Regions from separate parts of the Mus musculus genome. Here region 1 is linked to region 2. The links are chromatin loops, found by intact Hi-C in ENCODE. Cell type or tissue: heart. All regions are shown on one strand. Each heading gives the region's core, and the rest is flanking DNA. Links, peaks and the distances in the headings are about the cores only.

What was found. A loop is a pair of places that touch in the nucleus more often than their neighbours do. Peaks named below come from ENCODE experiments on the same cell type or tissue, not always from the same donor. Only the 100,000 strongest peaks of a DNase experiment are listed, where the experiment ranks them.
Region 1: a loop joins it to region 2, with 3 times the contacts of the local background. A loop is called at or near these places in 2 of 42 quality-filtered maps.

The regions. Positions count from the first base shown.
Region 1 is chr10:78,065,422-78,077,599 of GRCm38, reverse strand. Icosl (icos ligand) reads right to left here and starts at 8,232. Exons shown (of 7, transcript NM_015790.3): 1 at 8,065-8,232; 2 at 6,321-6,439; 3 at 5,509-5,862; 4 at 3,600-3,893; 5 at 2,246-2,395; 6 at 427-456. The coding sequence starts at 8,075. It overlaps Gm51775 (a long non-coding RNA gene), which reads left to right and starts at 7,125. Exons shown (of 3, transcript XR_003948913.1): 1 at 7,125-7,140; 2 at 9,659-9,725; 3 at 9,927-11,640. In heart, for the core only: a CTCF peak has its summit at 7,900 (motif pointing left); DNase peaks (open chromatin) are centred at 7,929, 8,329 and 8,869; H3K4me3 peaks cover 1,828 bases; H3K27ac peaks cover 1,364 bases; H3K27me3 peaks cover 1,134 bases.
Region 2 is chr10:78,118,297-78,130,474 of GRCm38, reverse strand. Gm47922 (a long non-coding RNA gene) reads left to right here. Exons shown (of 4, transcript XR_003948914.1): 2 at 1,023-1,223; 3 at 6,203-6,289; 4 at 8,814-9,154. Among named protein-coding and RNA genes, the nearest start is that of Gm47922, 14 kb to the left of the region's middle. In heart, for the core only: no CTCF peak of the experiment used is centred there; a DNase peak (open chromatin) is centred at 6,234.

The DNA of each region.
Region 1 (12,178 bases), core at 6,882-9,381, 55 kb after region 2:
AGGGGACCAGACATACTACCATCTCTAACGTGAAAAAGCCGGGTTTGGGAAGGCACAATCACTTTGAGGTAGTAAAAATACTTAAAGCCAGGGATATCTCCCAGTGGTCAACTGATACCTCTGTGGATAATTGAGATAAGAATCCACACCTCTGGAGATTACCGAATCCACCTGCAACTGGAGTATACACCTCCACCAAGGGACTCTGGGCTGCCAGAGTCACAGAGTCTATGGGGTCCTGCAGAGCAGAGGCAGGAGGGGCACAGAGACCTATGACAAGCTGTCTGCTGTACAGGGCCCAGAAGTTTCCACCACAGGACAGGGTTTCTGCATCTTGGGAATTCTCAGGTATGGAAAACTACCAGCCGAAGGTGTGAAAGGTCATGACAGCTCAGTCAACCAGCTTCTCCCTGCAGGCAGACTCACCTGTAAGTTCAAGCTGTACAGTCTTGGGTCCTGTGGGTCAAAGCAGAGAGGTTCAGGCTTTGTGGGAAGGTGGGCTCCCAGTAGCATCATCCCTTCTGTCCACCATCTTCCCCAACCTCCCACAGGGGCTCCCCAGAAAGCCTTGCTTTTAAGAGAAGGTGGAGTTGAAGGTGTAAGTGTGCAGGGAACATTTAAGATACTTGGTGTTAGGGATGGAGAGTGGGTTCAGCAGTTGTCCTGGCTGGTGTTGTGTGTCAACCTGACACAAGCTGGAGTTATCAAAGAAAGGAGCCTCTCTTGAGGAAATGCCTTCATGAATTCCAGCTGTAAGGCATTGTCTCAATTAGTGATCAAGGGTGGGAGGGCCCCTTGTGGGTGGTGCCATCTCTGAGCTGATGGTCCTGGGTTCTAAAAGAAAGCAAGATGAGCAAGCCAGGGGAAGCAAGCCAGTAAGCAGCCCCCCTCCATAGCCTCTGTATCAGCTCCTGCCTCCAAGTTCCTGCCCTGTGTGAGTTCCTGTCCTGACTTCCTTTGGCGATGAACAGCAATGTGGAAATGTAAGCTGAATAAATGCTTTCCTCCCCAACTTGCTTCTTGGTCATGATGTTTTGTGCAGGAATACAAACCCTGAGACAGCTGTTAAGAACATTTGCTGCGCCAGGCGGTAGTGGTGGCTTAATCCCAGCACTTGGGAGGCAGAGGCAGGCAGATTTCTGAGTTCGAGGCTAGCCTGGTTCCAGGACAGCCAGGGCTACACAGAGAAACCCTGTCTCAAAAAAAAACAAAAACAAAAACAAAAAACAAAAAAACAAAACAAAAAAAAAGAACATTTGGTGCTCTTGCAAGAGGACCTGGGTTCAGTTCTCAGCACCACATGGTGGCTCACAACCATCTATAACTTTAGGTTTGGGGGATCCAATGCTCTTTACAGCCTTCTAAGGGCTTCTACACATACATACATACAAGTGAAAATATTTTTTCAAAAATGAAGATTCTGTGTGTCTCCAGCTCAGGAGCCCTGGCACAGCCTGGCTGAGGAGTGTTGTTCAGACACCACTGGTATTGGCCACAAACTGGAAACACACGGGTGGCTTGTGGGAAAGGAAAGAAGGGTCTGTCGGAGGCTGAGCCGGGCTGGGGGGTGGCACGGGGCTCTATTTAGCTTCCTCCACTTCCCGAGTCCTCCGAGGATTTCTAGACCTTCTAGCCTTAGAGCCTGCACTGTGGCCCATGTGTAGGATGTGGCGACTTTGCTACTTTCTGGGCCTGTCCTTGGAGTGCACAAGACTCCAGGTATATACTTGCCCATGACTTAGAAGAGAATCCATAGAAATGAACTATATCCAATCTCTGGGAACTGTCCTTTTGGGGTTTAAATGCGAGCCTGTGCCTTTAAAGGTTCGGCGCTCCCCAGCTCGTCCATCCCACCTCTGGATCTAGGATCCATCATCCTCTGGAGCCTGAACTGTGAACTTCTTGCCACTAGCTTGGCTCTATTGAAAACGGAGGGTCTAACCTCCTGGGAGGATTCAGGCTGTGTTGCTAAGTATGCGTATGCTTTTAAAATTGGATATTTTTTTTTTCATGACAGGGTTTCTCTGTGTAGTCCTGGCTGACCTGGAACTCACTCTACTGACCAGTCTGGCCTCAAACTCACAGGAATCCACTTGCCTCTGCCTCCCAAGTGCTGGGATTAAAGGCAATGTGCCACCACTGGCCTACTTTAAAATTGGATCTTAAATGAAATCTTTTCAAAAGTTTAGGAAGCTGTAGAAACCAATGCATTCATAGGTAAACGGTCAACAAGTCTCACACAAACCTGTATAGCTTCGGTGGGGACGCGTGCGTCTGTATATGATGAAGGAAACGAATGCCGCTGCCGCCAGTACAGCAAGGACGGGGACAAGGACTTTTAACTCATTATTGTGGGTTTCCTGTGGGTTCTTTGTGTTATTTCCAGTGAAACTTTCTGCAGGAAAGAGAAACTGGGCTGGGGGCGTGGCTCGGTGCAGTGCTTGCTTAGCATACATTAAACCTCGGGTTCACAGGCACCACATAAACTGAGCAGGGCCAAACACTCCAGAAGTGGAGGCAGAGAGAGGATCAGGAGTTCAGGAGTTCAAGGTCACCTTGGTTAGACAGTGAGTTTGAGGCCAGCCTAGGCTACATGAGACCCTGTCTAAAGAAAGGAAATGGGACCTAGGGTCTTTAATCCCAGCACTGGGGAAGCAGAGGCCAGCCTGGTCTACAGAGAAATCCTGTCTCTACCCAACCCACCCCCATCCACCCCCCAAAAAAGGGAAAGGGAAAATGCTCAAGACTTAAGGACCTTGACCGGAAAGTCTTTTCCATGGAAAGAAAGGGGCAGCAGCTTTCAAAAGGCTTCCGATTGTCACTGTGTGAGTCGTAAAAATATCAGGCTGGTATATGGGTGCTCTTTGGGCAAACTTTGTCCTACTATGAGACTTGGAGCCACTCTCCCCAGGCTTACAAGGGAGGGGTATATAAGAAATACAGGCTCTTCTGGAGGTGACACTCTTTGATGTTTGTACAACACACTGGTGCCCACTGAGAATGCCAGTATCATTACCGATGCCAAAGAAGACAGCTATTTACCACCCCACTGCACCCCAACATTCTCCCTCTGCGGGTCACCTATTTGGGACACTTTTTATTAATACAATCATTCTTCTAATATCTGGTGACTGGCTTGGTCCCTTAACTAGACTGGGACAGCTAAGGCCTCTGGGGAGAGTCATGTCTTTGTGGTCCATAGCTAGCAGCCAGGGCCAGCTGAATTCCCTGGGGTGGGGTGGGAAGAGAATGTGGGGAAGTGTCCCTGCATGCCTCCCTCCCTCCCCCATCCTGACCAAGGTCTGTGGCTGCTGAGGAGCCCCAGGGCCCGGTGCTTCTCAGTCCTCACTGGCTAAAGAGTTCAAGAATCGGCTGCTGCGGGTGACAGGCACACTCATCATTTGCCTGGACAGTGAGCATTAAGTTCTTGTGACAGGCCAGAGCAGCAATCACTGTCCCTGCCTTCAGACACCGAGAGCCTCCCTCATTGCCTCTCTCTGATAGGGATCATCTGTAAGGAGTCTGTTTATGACTCTGGACCTCACCTAACCTACAACCTGGATGCTCCCAAAGTCCCTACGCCCCAGCCTGGGCCTTACCTGCCTGGCTAATGCTAGTGATGTTCTGGTGGAGAGCCACATTCTCTACGCAGCACAGAACATCCCCACGAGATGTCCAAGGGAGCCTTAATGTGCTGATTACATCATACAGGCCCAACTTGTTCAAGTAGACAGTGTTATTCTGCAGAGCCGTGTCTATTAGGCTATTGTCCGTTGTGTTGATCCAATACAGGTTGGGCTCTGGGTAGCCATTCTTGGACATGCAGGTGTAGGTACGTTCCTGGCCCGGGTTGGAGCTATCAGAGGTGCTGATGACAGGTGTACTGAAGTTTGCTGCAGGGAAAGGAGGCAGCGGTGAGGGAGGCTTGACCAGTGGGGATGTCTAACCAAAACAAAGCCAGAGAGGCTCATGCTGCCTGTGGGGTGGAATGTCCCACAGATATAGATGGCTAAATCTTCACTGCTGATTTGACTGGACTGAAACCCATCTGTTCCAGATGCTTCTCTATGAGGAAGTCTAGAGGATTAACTGAGTTAACTTCCATCATGTACTGGGAGAATGGATAAGGAGAGAAAATGGGGGGTAGGAGGTGTTAGAGGGGATGGTTCAGAGCACTGGCTGGTCTTCCAGAGGTCTTGGGTTTGGTTCCTACCACCCACATGGATGCTCACGACCATCTGTAACTCCAGTCCCATGAGATTAGACTCGCTGTGGCCACCAGGCATGCACATAGGATACAGACAGGCATGCAGACGAAACACCCATACACATAAATGTTTTAAATGAAGAGAAAAAAGAGCTAAGAGCCAGGCTGCCCTTTTTCCCTGCAACCTTGTCTGCTGTGCACTGAGCAGACTCTGCTGCGTGCTCCTGCCACCAAATGGGCTGTCCTGACCTCTCCCTCCAGGATGGTCTGAAACAACTGTGGCACATCTCTGTCCCTTTGTTGTCTGTAGCAGGTATCTTGGACATGGAGCTGCAAAAGTAATTATTGCAGCTAACAGGAGTGGGGGTGGAGAGAAGGACACTGAGCCTGATGGGTAGTGACGGCCCCCACACCAAACTCCTGCTCCCTCATGTGGGGCTAGTTTTCCTCACTGGACACACATCTGCCTCCCCACTAAGTAGCCCCAAATCCTTGGTTGGACTAAAAGCCTTCCCCTAAAGTCCAACTTCATTTAGATTTCCAGCATCCTTTACTCCTTTCAGGTACACACATTTGAAAACGTGCTGGCTGGGAGGGCCGCATGTGCCCATGTGTAAGAGTACAACCTCTAATGTTGTTCCTCAAGAGCTGTCCACCTTATTTGGGAGGGAAGGGCAGAATCTTTCACTGGCCCAAAGCTCAGTAGGCTAGGCTGGCTAACCAGTGAGCCCGAAGGGTCCACCTATCTGCCTCCCAAGTGTTAGAACTAGAAATGCATGCTACTATGCCTGACTTTAGGTGGGTGGTGGAATTAAACTAAGGACCTCACGTGTATATGGTAAGCACTCTACCTAACGAGCCATCACCCCACCTCCACACTCCCCTATTAACTCAGTTCTCAGTATCTACTTTGAGTTGAATTAGCCAAATGAAGACAAAGATGGCTAAATGGGCGGTTCTCTGAAACCAGGACGTTATGGACTTGAGTTATGGACTCTGTTAAGATCAGAGCTCAGAGCTAGAGAGATGGCTCAGTCAGGCACTGACTGATCTTCCAGAGGTCCTAAGTTCAAATCCCAGCAACCACATGGTGGCTTACAACCATCTGAAATGAGATCTGATGCCCTCTTCTGGTGTGTCTGAAGACAGCCACAGTGTACTTATATATAATGAATAAATCGAAGAAGAAGAAGAAGAAGATCAGAGCTCCACAGATGCATAGAAGCCCACCACTGAATCTTGGATTTCCTCAGGACGAGCATCACACTGGGCTAAGCTAATCTCTGCTTTGAGAGTCTTACCTGCCACACGCAGCCTGACCACCTCTTCCAAGATCTTGACTAACTCTGTGGCTGTATTCATAAATACCCGGCATGTGAACTCCTGGGTATCCTGAGGGGTGACATTCTTCAGGTACAGAGAGAAGTTACCCTGCTTCATGGAGTCCAGGGACAGATGGCCCCTGTTCTTGTAGGAACTGTCCACATTGATCCCTGGAGACTTGTAAGGCAGGTAGTAAGTCACCGAAACTTCTGGGTTTTCGATTTGCCAATAGACATACAGACCACTCAAGTTGAAATGGCGTCTGTGGGGGTCAATGCAGCTGAGCACCACATTGCTGCCCACCATTGCACCGACTTCAGTCTCTGCAGAGGCTTCAAAGTGACACAATGTATTTACTTAAGATTCAAACACCAATCCTGCCTCAGCCCACCAAGGCAAGAAAGGAATTCATTACTAAGGTTCATTAGGAGGGCTCGTTAGTGTCTTGTAGCAAACTCAGGTGTGAGGTGCGAGCCTCCACCTAGTGCCAAGGTTGGTTCCCTCCCTGGCTTTGGCAGGCTCTCACCCTTAGCTCTCCTCAAAGGTGGCTTTTATGATTCACCATGCAGAGAGACCAAGAGGGGCATTCCATTGACCCCAAGCAAGAAATGTAAAGAGAAGTATAAAGTTTGGAAAAGCACTTCCCTTTCTGATTGCCAACCCTACATATCAACCTAGGTATGGGGATCCAGCTTTCTCCAGTGGGCCTCTGGGGAGGCTGTAGGGGCAGTGGCCAGGGCTTCCCTAATGTTCTGCATCTATGCGCCACACAGCATGCATCCCAACTTACCAGCACAGAGGCTGCTCAACAGCAGCAAGAACAGACCAAGACCAGAAAAGAACCCGCTAGAAACATGGAGCTTCTTCCAAACAGGCTGCCTGGTTCCCAAGGACACAAAACAGGGACACCTAGGAGAAATGTGAATTCCATTGGAGGACAGCTGGTTGGTTTTCCACTGAGACTTCAGAGAGCCCAACCAGGACCATACTCCCCCCTCCCCCAAACACAAATCCCCAGAGTCTAACAGCTCCCAAACTCAGAAAGATTTGTGTGAGGAGAAAGGGCTCTGAGAGTCCCTGCTTTGAGGTCTGTGCCCCCTCCCTGTGACCTAACCTTCTGTAGAGAAATGGTTACAAGCTGCATTTGAAGGAGATAGAGACACCTGATGGCCCCAAAGGAGACAGGTGAGAACCAGGACTGTCTGAAACCAAACTTGGTGGAATGCCATGTTCCAGGCCCTTGGTGATACACAAAAGACGGTGTCCTATGTATCTCAGCCTAGCTGCCTCCTTTTAGAGGTCTGGTTGGTGGTGGGAGTGAGGGGGGGGGGGGGAGAAGGGTGGTGGGAAGAAGGGCACTTCACCCTACTCTAAAGCAGTCTTGGATACTTTAGCCAGAGTTTGCCTAGTCTCCCAAGGCCGTCTGTTCTATGGAGACTCTCTATAGGGGCTAAGACCCTGCAGCAGGTCACAGACACTTCACAGTTGCCCACACACCTTTTATAAAACCTCACTCTCAGCCAGGCAGTGGTGGCGCACGCCTTTAATCCCAGCACTTGGGAGGCAGAGGCAGGCAGATTTCTGAGTTTGAGGCCAGCCTGGTCTACAGAGTAAGTTCCAGGACAGCCAGGGCTACACAGAGAAACCCTGTCTCAAAAAAACACCAACCAACCAACCAACCAACCAACCAACCAACCAACCAACCAAAAATTCTCCCTCTCTTTCAACAGCAGCCCTGAAATTCTCAGAAGATTGTCTCAAAAGAAACCCTTGGGAAGCCACAGGGAGGGATGGATGGACACACACACACACGCACACACGGGGGGGGGGGGGTGTCCCCAGGAATGATTAGTGGGCAAACCACAAACTCAAGCCAGCCACTGGCCAGCAGGCACTCGGTAGCCTGCAAGGTCTCCCCTTTTCTATCCCTGGAGACTCTGTGGTTAGGACACTTGTGGACTGAGGACCTCAGCAAGTAGCCAGTGGAGATGGAGTGTCTACGGTACAAGTGCCTGAGGGAAATATTTGCAAAACGCCGGAGCGCAAAACTGTCTCTCTCTCACACACACACACACACCCCTCCTACACACCTCCCACTTCCCCTGCCCAGTCTGGATCTGTGAGGGAAGTCAAGTGTACAAGGAGGTGTCCTGTCCCCATGCACTGGGTATCAGCTGGCCTTTGAGGTAACACACATCCTCCCTTCTGGGAAATCAACAGGGAGAAGGGCGGCGGCGGCTAAGCCAGTGCCCATGGCTGCTATGAGTTTTCACCTTCAGTACCGGCTCTTGCCCTTCCTCCGCCTACAGCCGCCCACGCGCCGGGGTCTGGTCCGCGGGTGCAGCGGGTTAGCCCTGCGCCGCCCCCTGCCGTCCAAGCCGGCAGGTCCAGGTGTGGCCGCTAGCCGTCCGGAACTGGGCACATCTGCGCCGGTACAGAGCCGCTGCGCTAGCGTCGGGCAATCTCAGTCCTAGTTCGGGTGGGTCCCCGGCTCCCCCACCCCACTCACGGGACACAACAGCGAACGGACTCACTTTAGCTGCATGGTGCGAGCGCAGACTGCGGGGTGCTGGATTTCGGACGCGGAGAGTTGCAGCGGCTGGGGTTCCGGAGCTGTTGGGGGCCACGAAGAACTGGGGAGCTTCCAGGCTTGGGGCGCTGAAATCTGGGGTTCTTGAGGCTTTGGCGGCAGGAGACCCGCTGTAACTGCGCTCGCTAGCGCTGCGCGCCTGGCTAATTGGGCACAGGCGGGATCCCGCCCTCGGCCCATCCCTCCGGCCACCTCCGAGCGGGGGTTGGAGGCGGGGAGCTCCGCCTCCGCTCTCCCGCTCCCGAAAGTAACCCAATCGGCTGCTGAGCAGGGTCGGAGACTTGGGCATGAGTTACAGGTGCCAGGGTGTGGGGTGGTTTGTGGATCCCGGCGAGGGCAAAAGGAGGGCCGGCTCCGGTGCGGCCGAAAGTCTGGGCACTGAGGCTTAGGGTGAGGGTGGGAAGACAGGAAACTCAGCCGCTGCACCCCCCACCCCCCCCCCCCCCAACGCTGCCCAGAACATTCCCGGCCTGGTCCCTGCGTCCCTCTTTTAGAGCCCGATGTTGGGCCCTGTCTTGTAGAAGATGAACCAAGGTTCAAAGCCCGGACCTGGGGCTGACCAAAGACCGTAGATGATCAGAAAACCTAACGACTAGGAATTAAAAAGTGAAAGCCAGGCGAGTGGGAGGAGAGAGGGGCCAGCAGGAGGGAGAAAGGGAGGAGAAGACGGGCTCCACTCTTGTCCAGATCTCCCATCACCCAACTTCGAAGGCTTGGTGAGGGATAAAGTTGTGGAACACAGAATGAAGTGTCCATTTTCTCCTCCAAAGCCAGCCAGACTTGGCAATCCTGTTCCCAGCCTCGTGCTCTCTGGCACTCACTCTGGGAGAGCCTTAACGGTTCATAAGCGTTGAGCCTGTGTCTAAGCTCAGGACTCTCTTCTCACCCCATTCCCTGCTCTCCCTCAACCCCCACGCCCCCTCCCCGCCCCACCTGCCAGTGAATTGAGAATGCGGGAGGCCAGGGAGAGGCAGGCAGGTGGATCTCTTGAGTCTGAGGCTAGCCTGGTCTACAGAGTGAGTTCTAGGACAGTCAGGGCTACACAGAGAAACCCTGTCTCGAAAAAGAAAAGGAAGAGAAGGTGGAGGAGGAGGCGGGGAGGAGGAGGAGGAAAGAAGAGAAGAGAAGAGAAGAGAAGAGAAGAGAAGAGAAGAGAAGAAGAAAAGAAAAAAGAAAAAAGGAAAAGAAAAGAAAAGAAAAGAAAAGAAAAGAAAAGAAAAGAAAAGAAAAGAAAAGAAAAGAAAAAGAAGCCGAGCAGTGGTGGCGCATGCCTTTAATCCCAACACTTGGGAGGCAGAGGCAGGTGGATTTCTGAGTTCGAGGCCAGCCTGGTCTACAGAGTGAGTTCCAGGACAGCCAGGGCTACACAGAGAAACCCTGTCTTGAAAAAAAAAGAAAGGGAGGGAGGGAGGGAGGGGGAGAGAGAGAGAGAGAGAGGAGAGAGAGAGAGAGGAGAGAGAGAGAGAGAGAGAGAGAGAGAGAGAGAGAGAGAGAGAGAGAGAAACTAAAAATCTCTGGCTCTTGGCTATCAACATCAGGGAGCAGGCCAGGACAAGCACAAAAGAACAGAAGAGACAAGCAGAGGTGGGGACCAGTGCGGCCGAGGTAAGCAGCCTGAGGGTGGGGGTGGGGGTTGGCCCTCCTGCAGGGAGGGGGGCTACCTTCTTCGTGTGCTAGGAAAAAACAGAAGTTATCAGAACTTGACCCCTGGGCTCTGGCAGACATAATCCAGGAGTCAACCCGGAGTCTTGGTAAGTACATCGCACATCGGGAGTGGTGGCCTCACTTGCTCTTCTCCCCCACTAGGTTGGCAGCACTGAGGACTCAGCAGAAGCCCGTGTTGGGGAGTCACCTTGGCATCAATTGGCAGATGGAGCCGATAGGGTACCACCACATCCTATGTTCCAACTCTCCTGGCCACAGGCTCCCCAGCTCTGGTCCACTCCACTCCAGCTGTACAACCCCCAGCACTAATCTCGAGGCTTCTCTGATTGGATAGGCCTGACTTGGCATCAACATCTGGGCCTATCACTGATGCCCAGGGGCCAGAACAGCGCCCCCATTGGCTGACACTTATGCCACTCCTTGCCTTGTGTCCTGATCCTCACTCAGCAGTTCTTCCAGGCAGGCAGTAGAGAGCAAAGGTTGAAGGGGCTTTTATGGCTGACCTGGACTATGCTATGGCTGGCAAAGCGGCAGGGACAGGAGCTCTGCAAAAATTAGTGCCCTGCACTTCCCCACAACATCTGGAATCCCAGAAAGCCAAATGCTGCTAAACAAAGGGACCTTAGCATAGTAAGGAAGTGATTTATATCTTGGCTAGAAATGGACACTAGGCAGAGTTGGGCAGGTGCAGGGAAGGAGCCCCTGGGAGCCTGCAGGAGACCGTGGCAAATACATGGCTGGGCTCAAATCCCACCTTTGCTTCTTGGAAACTATGCACCACCAAGTAAGTTACCCAACACTGATGGAAGAATGGTTCTCAACCTGTAAGCCGCAACCCCTTTGGGATTGAATAATTTGTTTACAGGGGTCACCCAAGACCATCAAAAAACATAGATGTTTATATCACAAGACATAACAGTAACATAACTTCAGCTATGAAGTAGTAACAAAAATAACTTTATGGATGAAAGTCACCACAACTTGAGGAACTGTATTAAAAGATCGCAGTGGTTCAGAGGTTGAGAACCATTGCTGTAAGATACTAAGATTCCTCATGAGTTAATGCACACCCTGAACTGCACAGATCACATTGCTGTAAGATACTAAGTATTCCTCATGAGTTAATGCACACCCTGAACTGCACAGATCACATTGCTGTAAGATACTAAGATTCCTCATGAGTTAATGCACACCCTGAACTGCACAGATCACATTGCTGTAAGATACTAAGTATTCCTCATGAGTTAATGCACACCCTGAACTGCACAGATCACATTGCTGTAAGATACTAAGTGTTCCTCATGAGTTAATGCACACCCTGAACTGCACAGATCACATTGCTGTAAGATACTAAGTGTTCCTCATGAGTTAATGCACACCCTGAACTGCACAGATCACATTGCTGTAAGATACTAAGTGTTCCTCATGAGTTAATGCACACCCTGAACTGCACAGATCACATTGCTGTAAGATACTAAGTATTCCTCATGAGTTAATGCACACCCTGAACTGCACAGATCACATTGCTGTAAGATACTAAGTGTTCCTCATGAGTTAATGCACACCCTGAACTGCACAGATCACATTGCTGTAAGATACTAAGTGTTCCTCATGAGTTAATGCACACCCTGAACTGCACAGATCACATTGCTGTAAGATACTAAGATTCCTCATGAGTTAATGCACACCCTGAACTGCACAGATCACATTGCTGTAAGATACTAAGATTCCTCATGAGTTAATGCACACCCTGAACTGCACAGATCACAACAGATACAGACTTGTGCTTTGGTTTGATTTTGAGACAGGATCTGTTGTGTTTTATAAAAAGAACAAAAGAGAGGGCTGGAGAGATGGCTCAGAGGTTAAGAACACTGACTGCTCTTCCGAAGGTCCTGAGTTCAAATCCCAGCAACCACATGGTGGTTCACAACCATCTGTACTTATTTATAATAATAAATAAATAAATCCTTGTGCCAGAGCTCTCAGGGACTGAGAGAGCGAGCAGAGGTCCTAAATTCCCCAGCAACCACGTGAAGGCTCACAACCATCTGTATAGCTACAGTGTACTAATATACATAAAATAAATAAATAAATCTCAAAGAAGAAAGAAAGAAAGAAAGAAAGAAAGAAAGAAAGAAAGAAAGAAAGAAAGAGAAAAGAAAAAACCAGGATATGTTTGGTAGAGGCCCAGTATGCTGAGGTGGAAGGGGGTGCCTCTGTGCATCCATGCTGAGACACCCCTTCCCTGAGGTACCAGCCATGCAATGGATATAGTATGGAATAGAGTTTATTCAGGGCATGGGGAGGGAAGTTGGGGGAGTAAAGACAGAGAAAGGAAGAGAGAGAGAGAGAGAGAGAGAGGAAAAGGAGGGGGAGGGGAGAGGAGAGGA
Region 2 (12,178 bases), core at 4,823-7,322:
TCCCCCACCCTGGAGAACTCTCAGCATGGATAGCAGCTATGAACCCCGCAACTCCCATCCAGTGCTCCGGTAAGAGACCTTCTGTTTCGATGTTCTCGAACAGGAGCAGAGAAGATACCACCTTGCCAGGTGCCAGACTCAGGACCAGTGGGCACAGGGCAAGGCCACCCCTCCCTAACATCTCTGTGGCAGCCAGGCCTATGGTGCAAGTGTGTTCCTGCCAAAGGTTCCCAGGCCAGGGCTGGAGTTTCCCTGGGTGGGGAGAAAGTCAGTCCAGAATCACAAAGAGGAAACCACAGTGGGAGGAGAGGCTGTGGAGCTGGCAGGGACCCTGGGGACCCATATCACTTTCTCTAAAGAGGCAGAGTCCTCCCTGTGCCCAACGCTCTTCCTGCCAGCACTTCCTTCAGAATATTTCCACTACCCATCTCATCCCCACTGGTCGTGATCTCTGAGTCCAGCCTCAGGGCAATGGAGAGAGCCATCTCTGAGCCTAGCCCCAGGGCAATGGAGAGAGCCGTCTACTGCGTTGATGGGGCCTGATGGCTCTCTTTCCTTCTCAATTTTTGCAGTCCCTAGATGCTGGTATTCCCAGAATTCCCCCAGTTTTCCGAGCGTTGTACATGGCCAGCCACTTTTTTTGTACTGTGTCCCTTGCCCCATTTTGTAGGGACTAAGCGTGAGTGCGCATGCAGGTCCCAGCTTCTCCGGAAGGGGTATGTGTTAACTCTTCGCAAATCCCTTTGAACGCCCTATTTCCCAGCTCCCGAGGGCTGTCTGGAAGCCCCTCTCAGCTGGGAAACAGGAGTCTCCTGGCGCTGTTCCCTCCTGCTGGCTTCCCTGTGGCCAGGCCCTGCCTTCTTCCACACGTGTGAGGACAAGCCAAGAGTGTCGGCCAGCTGGAGCAGAGCCTAGAGCCTGGGACACCTAAGGAAATGGGTCTTCATTCCCTGCCTCCCTGGGTCCCTGTAAACTTTCATGCTACTAACAGCCCTTACTCCTTCCCTCCTATTCCGGTGTAGAATGCATAGAGGTACCACGGTGTTTTGGGATGCAGTCCTCCAGAGCAAAGCAGCGGCCATTCTCCACAGGTGTCTGCGCCTGCGTGCAAGCAACCATCTCTGTAGGGTCTGTTGACTAAGGATGCTTCCTCATAGAAGAAGCGGGTTGAGAAGCTCTTTCGATGCTCACCTGAAGTTCCAGCTACTTGGCCCCAGCCATTTGTAAGCAAATTTGCCCTAATTGGACGCGGCCTAGGGGGGTTCTAGAGGATATAGGAGGTTATTGGAAGGGAGCTGTCTACGAAGCCGCGGGAAAGCCAAAATCCATGATGGGAGTAGAATTTCCAGTGTTCCTGTTTTGGGGTCACCCATGTTCTGTCAGTAAGCCCATTGATTCCCCGGGGTGACTTTGGTGGAATTGTACTTTGCTTTGTTGTTGGGGGCCTTATAAGGAGGTTTATAAACCTGTGGTTTGTTTTGTTTGAGACAGGGTGACGCTACCTAGCCCTGGCTGTCCTGAACAAGCAGTGTAGACCAGGGTTGCTTGGAATTCTTTGCCAATTTCTTAATCAGATCACAGTGGAAACCACTCAAGGGTTGGTGGTCTGGAAACCCCAGAGCCAGAACCAGGAGGAAAACCCCAGTTCAGGTGGCCAGGAGAGGGAGAAGAGGAGGGAGGGGCACAGCCAGGCACATAGAGGAAGGGTTTCTTAGCTGGCCAAGTAGGAGGGTGACTGGGGAGAGATCAGGAGAACTCCTGGCAGTCCTACTGATTCGTAGCTGGTTATTTTGTCATGGAAACACTTTTTTTTTAAAAAAATTTCTTCTTTCCTCCTTTTCTCCCTCTCTTTCCCTTCCTTCCTCCATCTCTCCCTCCCCCTCTCCCTTCCTTCCTTCCTCCTTCTTTCCCTTCTTCTTCCCCTCCCTCCCTCCCTCCCTCCCTCTCTCCTTCCCTTTCATCACCTTGGCACATCTCAATGTACTACTTTAATTTTGTGTGTATTTAAGCACATGAAGATGCACGTGCATACATGTGGAGGCAGGACAGCCTCATATGTCATTCTTCTGGTAAAAAGAAAGAAAGAAAGAAAGAAAGGAAGGAAGAAAGAAAGAAAGAAAGAAAGAAAGAAAGAAAGAAAGAAAGAAAGAAAGAAGAATGTCTGGTCCTGGGTGTAGTGGGGGAGAAGATTTACTGTAGAGATGAGAGTATAGTCAGAGGCAGGGACATCTGGGAGAGTCCAGAGAGGACATGGCCCTAAGCTGGGTCACCTGGGAGATGAGGGGGGAAGGGAGAGGCAAGGGGGAATCTGGGGCGGCAGCCAGGAGGCCAAAAGGTAGAAAGAAGTTGGTTAACTGGAATGGTTGGATTATATAATGAAGAACAGACCAGCCCCCTGGGCTGGAGAACCTTAGGGTAGAGGGCAGGGTGTGCCAGCCAGGAGGGCTGTGTAACAGATAGGGACTGATGGGGTGCAGGGAGAACCTGGGGCCAGGTCTGCTTTGATATGGTAAATAGGCACCTCAGACATTTGTCCAGGATTTGAAACCTAACAACATCCACTTTTTTTTATGTTTATTTTTATTTTTTGAGACAGAGTCTCTCATTGGTCTGAAACTTGTCACGTAGGCTAAGCTGGCCAGCTGGCTTTTGAGACCCAGGGAGCTGCAAGAGCTTGCCTGTCTCCACTTGTCTAGCACTGGGATTACAAGCCTGTGCCACCAGGCCTGGGTTCAGGTCCTCATGCCTGCCAGCTGCTCACTTCTCACCCTGGTGTACTAACTGTAAGTGGGCAGCAGAACCCTAACCCAGCGTGGCCTCGACATGAGAGCTCACAGAACGTCTGTGAGAGCTGGGAAGACAGGAGCCCCTGGCCCTGCTGACCATCCTTCTGCCAAGTTAGTCTGATAAGTTCCATCCAGACTGTGTGCTCTCCGGCCCCAAGCAGACCCACCCACCCACCCTTCCTGTCCCTGGTCCTTGTTTCTGAGTCACCTCCAGCCTGAAGTAATCCATTCCGACTTATCCTCTCAGGAAGGAGGTTCACAGAGCGGAGTCTGATGGGTCACAAAGCTGAGTGGGTTTTTTTGTTTTTTTGTTTTTTTTGTTTTTTTCTGTTGCCTGGACAACCGTAACACATTGCCCAGTGCCCAGGACCAGAAGTTTGGCTTTTATGAGACCTCTGGACCATCCTCCTGGGAGCTGCCAGCAGGAGTCTCCATTACTGTGCCAGTTACTTGTCTTGATGCTGGAGCAATTACCTAACAAAAGCTACACACGGAAGGAAAGGCTTGGCTCATTCTGAGGGTGTAGTCTATCCTGGGGAAGGCTCAGTAGCAGGAGAGGGAGGTGGCTTGTCCTGTTTCCTTGAGTCAGGAAGCAGAGAAGTGCCAGTGTCCAGAGAATATCTTGTGTATTGTATGGATGTATCACCTGTCAATTAAAACACCTATAGCTTATAGGAATGGAGAGAGTAGAAGGTGGGGCATCCCAAAGGCAGAAATGATTCTGAAATAGAGCCAGACTTGAGAGCCAAGAGAGATGTGAGGAACACAGATGCGTGGCATCTGAGCAGAGGTAGCCAGCCATGTGGCAGAATGTAGATAAATGTAAATGGGTTGTTTTAAATTATTAGCTAGTCAGGGAAGGAGCCTAACTGTATGACTTGGGTATTTATAAATATATTTCGAGTCTGAGGCATTATTCTGGGAGCTTGGAGCTGGGAGGGAAGCAGCCAGTCATACAACAGGCTGGTGTTCAACTCCTTTTCTCCTTGTTATTCAATCCAGAATCAGGCCCATAGGATGGTATCACCCATACTCAGCGTAGGTCTTCCTGCCTCTTTAAATCTTTCTGGAAAAGCCCTCACAGAGACACCCAGAGATGTGGTTCTATGATTATCTTAAATCTCATTGACAGTGAGATTCGTCAACCCAGCTCCCCCCCCCCCTTTGTCAATCTGACACCCAAACACGTCATTTTCATTTTTATGTGTGTGGGCGTTTAGCCTGCATGTATGTCTGTGCACATTGTATGTGCTGTGCCTGTGGAGGCCAAGGGTTTGCGCTCCTTAGAATTGGAGTTAACAATGGTTGTGAGCTCCCATGTGGGTGCTGGGGATTGAACACTGGTCCTCTGTAAGAACAGCCAGTGCCCTTAAACCCTGAGGCATTGAAAGAAAGATGAAATTTCAAGACCTGTAAGTCATAAAAAGTACTCAGAAATTGCTGGTTATTTATGAGCCTAGAGGCTGCCTGGGGCTGAGAAAAAAGAAAAACAAACCTGGGTATGCCCCGTAGTTAAAACATTCCTGGGAACAGCTTAACCTTAAAGATAAAGAGGAATGTGAGGACATAACAGGGCTACCTTAACTGAGTCAACAACTCACAGAACTCTGACACCCTGCATGTACATGTAATTTTTCTGCTGATGTTTGAATAAGCCAATAGTGTGTCACTATGCTGAATTCCACACCCCTAAGCCCCTCACCCCATAAAAACCCCTAGCTTTCAAGCCTCATGGCTGACATCCATTATCTCCTGTGTGGGATGCATGTCGGTCCGGAGCTCCATAATTAAACGACCTCATGTAATTACATCAAGATGGTCCTTTGTGATTTTTTGGGTGCACACCGAATCGGGAATTGAGTGGGGGGTTTCCCCGCTAGGTTCTATCATTTGGAGGTTCCACCGAGATCTGTGTGACACCCAGGAACCCTGAAGGACCCCTTGGAGGTACGTTTGTTTGTGTGAGTCTTGTATGTTGTCTGTTGTCTAAGTGTGACACCACTGAATTTGTGTCTTGGTTTTCCAGTTCTGAGATTGTGGGTTTGAGTCCCACCTTGTGTCTTGGTTTTTCAGTTCTGGTATTCTGTATTCTGGCAGCTGCCACTGTGGACCGTAAGGACCTAGTGGCTGCGGGAGGAAGACTTCTAAGGCCCCATAGGCTATGACCTTGGAAGACGTTCCAAGGGTGACCCTGGAGGAAGTGCCCAGGGTGAGGGACAGTCAGAAAGGTCTGACTGTCATCTGGCAGAGTGAGAAAAATAAGGTGCTTTTTCTTCCAGAAAGGGAGTCGATGTGGAATCCGACCCCTGTCAGGAAGGGTGTTGATGTGGAATCCGACCCCCGTCAGGAAGCTGGTTGTACAAGTCCAGGCGTAGACGAGTGTGCTCAGATATACTGGTGTCTTTTTTTCCTCTGTTGCTGTCTTGTTTTTGTTTGTGGTTTTCGTCATGGGACACAGATATCGTACATCAGAGGTAAAGTGGAATCCCTCCCTGCCTTCCTGTCTGTATGTCTGTGTGTCTGTCTGTCTTGTTCACTTGTGTGTCCTCCATTAGACCACCTTCTGATTCTGTGTTGCTTTTGGTTTGTCTGGTTTCAAGTCTGGTTTTGGTCCCAAGGAGTTGACTGATTATCTTGGTTTGGTTTTAGGCTGGTCTCAGGTTCTGGGGGCCTTGCTATGGAGAGAGGTCCATTTGGGTTGGTCGCAGTGACAGTGAGACAGGCCACAACGTTGGAGGATGCTCTGGTGTCAAGCTGGGAAGTTGGATCTGAAACAGTCCTTTTCAACCCAGCAGCAGCTATGGTTCAGTATATGCCTGGAACAGATAGTGTCAGGCTTCTCTGGAAATCGCGTGTAAGACGTCCTGTATTGGTCTTGCTTGTGTTTGTCATTTCTGTGGTACTGTGATTCTATGGTGGTTGCCTGAAAATGGTTTCTGTGTGTGTCTTGTGTGTCTCTTTGTGTTCAGACTTGGACTAACGACTGACGACTGTTATTAAGTTATGCCCTCTGGAATAAGAATCCTGTCAGATCCCTATGCTGACCACTTCCTTTCAGACCCTCAGCTGCTCTGCCTCCCACTCCAACTCCAGGGAGCAGCCAGTGGGTCACAGTGGTTCCGCCCATGGACCTGGAGCCTAGGGAGAAATGAGCTTGGAAAACCCGGAGCAAAAGAGGGGTGGTCCCTGAGAAGTCAGTGGCCCTGGATGTTGTGGCTGCTGAAGAGAAAAAGAAGAGGCTGTGGGAGTAGCTGGCCAAGAGCGCAGCAGGTTCCCTGGCAGCTTCTCATTCCCCTGTCCCTTGCATCCCGTCTCTTGTCAACAGAAAAACTGCTTTTACTTTGAGATATGAGTGGTCCGGTACAGCCAGCTGTGAAAGCTGCACTCCCTTCCCTGCCTAGTGTTTTCTCTTCTAGGGTGACCCCGCCCTGAACTGCTGGCAGTGAGTCTGTTCCAAGCTCCAGTGAGGGGGGGCATCTGCCCACTTGGGGCTTCTGTCCAAGGTAAGGAGCACCTGCGAATCTAACTGCCAGGCTCTGATGGGGGTCTTGTCTCTGTGGAACTAGAAAGTGTCCCAACAATCTGACCGAGGTAACAGGAAGTTACAGAAGTTAAAAGAAGGACAGGGTAAGTCGATAAGAAAGTGCAGAGGAGGAGAAAGAAAGGAAGGGTAGAGGTCTGCAAAGAAGTGAGCTAAGAGCAAAGCTTCAGCAGACTCAGGAGAGATAGATGACAGTGGCAAATAGAGAGGTTAACAGTGAGGAGAAGTAAAAATAGAGATGAAGGAGGTTAGAGAGGTCTGAGATGAGAGAGATACTCTGAATGAGAAATATTTAGAGGAAGAACCAGTAAATAAGAGTCAGACAAGAAAAAAAGTTGAGGAAACATGAGGCTGACAAAGACAGAGACCAGAGTCAGAATCAGAGATGTGCAGTGAGAAAGAAATATAAACCAGGGTAGAGGCGAACTATGAGAGAAGATAAGTGACAGAATATAGATGTGATAATTAGATAACATCCAAAGGAAGCAAAGACAAGGAGGGGGAACAAAAGATAATATATAGAGAAAACATTATATGAGATCTCCATTACAGTTAGGAAACAGCAGCAAAGAGAGGTAAATAACAAAGACTAGAACCTAGCAAAGTGGCACATGCTAATAATGCTAGCACTTAGAAATGATCTGTAAGAAACAGAAAGTCAGGAAATTAAAAAGAGATAAGAGAAATGAAATGCTGGCCACAAGAGTCAGGAAAATTAGAAAACTTAGATAGTACCTGGCAACAAAAGAAAGCTTTTGGCTAAAGATCAATGTGTTTACTGTAAAGAAAAAGGGCACTGGGTGAGAGACTGCCCCAACAAAAAGAAGAGGAGCCCCCCTCATGACCAATCCTTTCACCTGTTCGTGGCTAAAAGTGAAGAGATAGCAGAAGGGGTGCTAACACAGAAGCTGAGTCCTTATAAGAGGCCGGTGGCCTACCTGTCGAAGCAGCTAGAAAAGAGACTGTGTTTTATATTCCCCCACTGACCAGTGCAAAACAAGTTAGAAAAGTTCCTGGCCACTGCAGGCTTTTGCAGATTGTGGATTCCAGGTTTTGCTAAATTAAAGAGATAAACAGCCCTTCGTATAGAGAAATAAAGAACAACCTTGGATGGCCTTGGATGCCATTAAGACTGCCCTAATGTCATCCCCAGCTTTGGGCCTTCTAGATGTGACTGAGAACAAAGGTATTGCCAAAGAGGTTCTTACTCAGAGATTGGGACCCTGGAAAAGACCTGTGGCATACTTGTAAGAAATTAGACCTGGTGGCTGTAAGATGGCCTGCTTGTCTGCACATAGTGGCTTCTGGGCAAGGATACAGATAAATTGACTCTGAGACAAAACTTGGCACATGCCCTAGAAAGTGTGGTTCAGCCCCCCCCCCCCCCCACTGACTAACGCTCTTGAAAACATTATCCAACTGTTCTCCTGACCGATGGACACATTATCAGAACTTTTTTGTTGACTGAACGAGTGACCTTCACTAACCTACTGTTTGAGACTTCACCTACTCATCACTGTGTTGACATTCTGGCAGAAGAAACTGATACTCGAAATGATCTGAAGGATCAGATCAGCCTTGGCCTGAGAGTTTGAGCTGGTACACAGATGGCAATAGCCTCGCGGTTGAAGGTAAGCGGAAGGCGGGGACAGCAGTGCAGTGGTGGACAGAAAGCTGAACTTGTGGCTTTGATACAAGCTCTATAAATGGCAAAAGAGAAGTCTACACTGACAGCAGGTATGCTTTTGCCACTGTACGGAGCAATATACAGACAAAGAGGGCTGTTGACATCTGCAGAGAAAGACCTAAGATGCTGTGGCTAAAAGAAATCAGATGGCAGATCTAACCACCAAACAGGCATCCCAAAGAGCAATGATCATGACAGTCTGAAGACTATCAAGTTATAGACAAATTAAGACTGGTAAAAGAAACCCTGTATAGAATAGTAGAAACTGAAGAAAGAAAACTAGTCCTCCCATGGGAAGACAGACCTGAAATCTACTGGAAAATAGACTTTACTGAGAAAAATATGTGTATGAATACCTTCTGTTTTTTGTGAACGTTCTCAAGATGGATAGAAGCTTTTCCCTGTAAAAATTAGACTGTTTAGATAGTCATCAAGAAGATTATTAAAGAAAATTTTTTCCAAGGTTCGGAGTGTCAAAAGCAATAGGTCAGATAATGGCCCTGCCTTTGTTGCCCAGGTAAGTCAGGGTGTGGCCAAGTATTTAGAGGTCAAATGAAAATTATATTGTGTGTACAGACCTCAGAGCTCAGGACAGATAGAAAGAATAAATAGAACTCTAAAAGAGACCTTGACAAAATTAACCATGGTAACTGGCACAGACTTGGTGCTCCTTCCCCATGCCCTACTCTTTTTAAGATCCTTTATGGGGCTCCTATGCCCAGTACTGTCTAAAAATGATGTGTTTAAACTTACATGTTGTTATAATAATGATCTGTATGCTAAGTTAAAAGGCTTGCAGGTGGTGCAGAAAGAAGTCTGGTCACAATTGGCTACAGCGAACAAGCCGGGTACCCCAAAGACATCTCACCAGTTCCAGCCAGAGATCTGATCTACGTGCTACATCTGCGTCATGCTGAGACCCTCAAGCCTCACTAGAAGGGTCCCTGCCTAGTCCTGTTCACTATCCCTTCTTATTCTGTTTTTGTTCCCATGCTAAAAATAGAGTAAATGCAGTACAGCTTATGATCTTCCAGCGTCAATACCAACCTATAGTTAAGATAGAAAAAGAGTATGATTTCTATCCTCCACATAGAGATATAGACTTCTGAAATTCTAAGATTAGAATTACTTAGTAGAAGAGGGGAATGAAAGAAAGGTGAAATTTCAAGACCTGTAAGTCATATAAAGTACTCAGAAATTGCTGGTTGTTTATGAGCCTAGAGGCTGCCTGGGGCTGAGAAAAAAGAAAAACAAACCCGGGTATGCCCCATAGTTAAAACATTCCTGGGAACAGCTTAACCTTAAAGATAAAGAGGAATGTGAGGACATAACAGGGCTACCTTAACTGAGTCAACAACTCACAGAACTCTGACATCCTGCATGTACATGTAATTTTTCTGCTGATGTTTGAATAAGCCAATAGTGTGTCACTATGCTGAATTCCACACCCCTAAGCCCCTCACCCCATAAAAACCCCTAGCTTTTGAGCCTCGTAGCTGACATCCGTTATCTCCTGTGTGGGATGCATGTCGGTCCAGAGCTCTGTAATTAAACGACCTCATGTAATTACATCAAGATGATCCTTTGTGATTTTTTGGGTGCATTCCGAATCGGGAATTGAGTGTGTGTGTGTGTGTGTCGGGGCTTCTCTGCTAGGTTCTATCAGCATCTCTCCAGCCCACACATCACTTTAAGCAATAGCATTCTACCTGGCCCCTAAATTCTCCATCTCATAGTGTAAAAAAAAAGTACATTTCGCCCAACTTTAGAAGTGACTGGAGTCTTTAATGGACTCAGCAATGATCGAAAGTCCAAAGTCTCTTCTGCAAGAGCCTATAAAATACATGTTTTAAGAGTTGCACACTTCCATGTGCAATGGCACAGAATAAATATTCCCATTGCAAAAGACAAGACTGGGGGCCATGGTAGGAAATGTTAGAATCAAATTGAGACCTATATCTACCTGGCAAAGGGGACCCTTAGCTCCACAGTCAGCTCTGCTCGTGACAGGATCGGGTATGTTCCAAAGAATAAGCACTCTGGCAGAAATGAAGATGCTCTGAAGCTCCTCTTCCCTGCGCCCATCTCCTCAGCCACCGGACATTGAGACAAAGACCCACAAGAAATGGAATTTCTCCCAGGAATCTCTCAGGATGATGGAGAGAGAAGGCTGAATCCCTGTGCCAACCAGAAGAGAACTGATCTGCCAGGAAGAGATTTCACACCCTGTTAACAGATACTCAGACCACCTTTTGGGGAAAGGTTGGAGCCCAGACAATGGGAATGATGACTGGAGGGATCACACCTTGTCCAAGGCTGCTTAGCTGCCTCACCTTCTATGTAAACCTAAACCTCATGTCAGGATCTCAAAGATAGACTGTGGAGGGAAGGTCATTGGACCACTTTGTCCCCCTTCCCAGTGTGGCCACACTGATCAAATCTCTTTTTTTTCTGCTTTTCGCTGTGGATTTGTCTTTTCAGTTGGCCTGTTGAGGATGAGTAGCCAAGGCTAGTTTATTAGGGGCTATGACCCTCATAGGTCTCATAACAAGTTAACAAGTCATAGTGAGATGTCAAAGCTTTAAAATTCAGACTCCATTTTAGAGAACCTGACCTAAGTTTGAACTCAGGTAGACTAACAGGCTGGTATCTAGCATTAGTTTCCAAGTTGCCCTCCCCCAACAAAACCTGAGCCTAGCTCTAGTCTCTAGGCTAATCTGCAACAAGAGCAGAGTTTCCAGGTTACACCCCCAATAAGACCAGTGTCTCCAGGTTATTCCCTCAACAAACCTGCGCCCCCAGGTTACACGCCCACCCCTTGCCTAGTGACTACCAATGCAGAGGGGGACAGAAATTAAGTTTATGATATGACTCCCAGCATCAGCCAATTCTGTTAAAGGCCTCAGTAGCTTCCCAATTAGATGCTTGCACAAGTATTCCCTGCTTGCTGCTTACTATAAAGCCCCATAGACATTCAGGGCTCTCCCACCACCAAAACCATCCTTATGGTGGAGCGTTGGGGGCGGGGGGAAGCTAGCTGGAATAAAATAAAGACCCTGCTGTGAGTTGCATCAGATTGGCTCCTGTGTGTGGTTTTGTGGATCACTAACATTTCCCTGGCACAACATTAGCTTGGAGAAAAGACTTATTTGGTCAGCAAGTTGACCTCGGTGGAGAGGAGAGATTGAAGAGTCCCACACCCTTGCTGGTACCCTATTAGCCCAAGGGCTCTTCCCGTCTCCCTGCTCCCTGCTTCAGGAAGGAGATGAGAGTTTGGATTATGTTCTGGACTCTTGATAAGTTTTCTCCAGGCAACACACCTCCCCTCGGTTTGGGGCTTCTTCTCACGATTACTTCAGGGTGGGCGTTGGATTGGCTTTTCTAGGATAGAGGCAGAGCACAGCTGGTAGGGGTTGCCTGAGTCCGGTAAGCCCCTGAGTTGTTTGTGTTCTTTTCAAGCCATTGTTAGCAATTCCATTTGGTTCCTAGCTTTATCTTTCAGGATCAGGCTCAGCCGTTTCTGGTTCTGTTGAACCAATTGAGCTACGATTACACCATGGATGACAGGCAGATCTTGTCAATTTGGAAGGCTTTGCAGACCTCTGAGCCCTTGGGGTACTGCTGATCATTAGGAGGGTGGAAATGTCTGATGGGAATTATATAACCGTGAAGAATACTGTGTCTACTCATTCGGTGCCTTTGATGACCCGGGAGAAAATTCTGGCTGAACAGCCCTTTGTAAACTCAGATCAGCATCTGAAACAGCACAGGGTGATACTGATCTGCTCCTGGACCTCCCAAAAACAAACCTGTGGCCATTTTGATTTTGCATTTATTTATTTATTTTTAACACATTGCTCTTTGCTTTTTGACATTGCCTCAATAAAAATATGCATGTGCAACACGAGTGTTTGGAGGGTGATTTTTTTTTTCTTTTGACCACATTAATATCTCGTAGCCCTCGCCTCTGTCTTCATTTGTCCTCGTTTGGAAACGTAATTAGATAAAATATAGGAAATGAAAGAATTTCGTTATGAGAGTGAAAAGGAAACCAGTGTAATAAGACTTCACTAAGGACCTAACTGTAAAAACCGACAGCATGTGGCTCCATGGGATGGTTAAGCAGAAGGGTTCTTTTCGAGATATGACTTGACTGAGCACAGT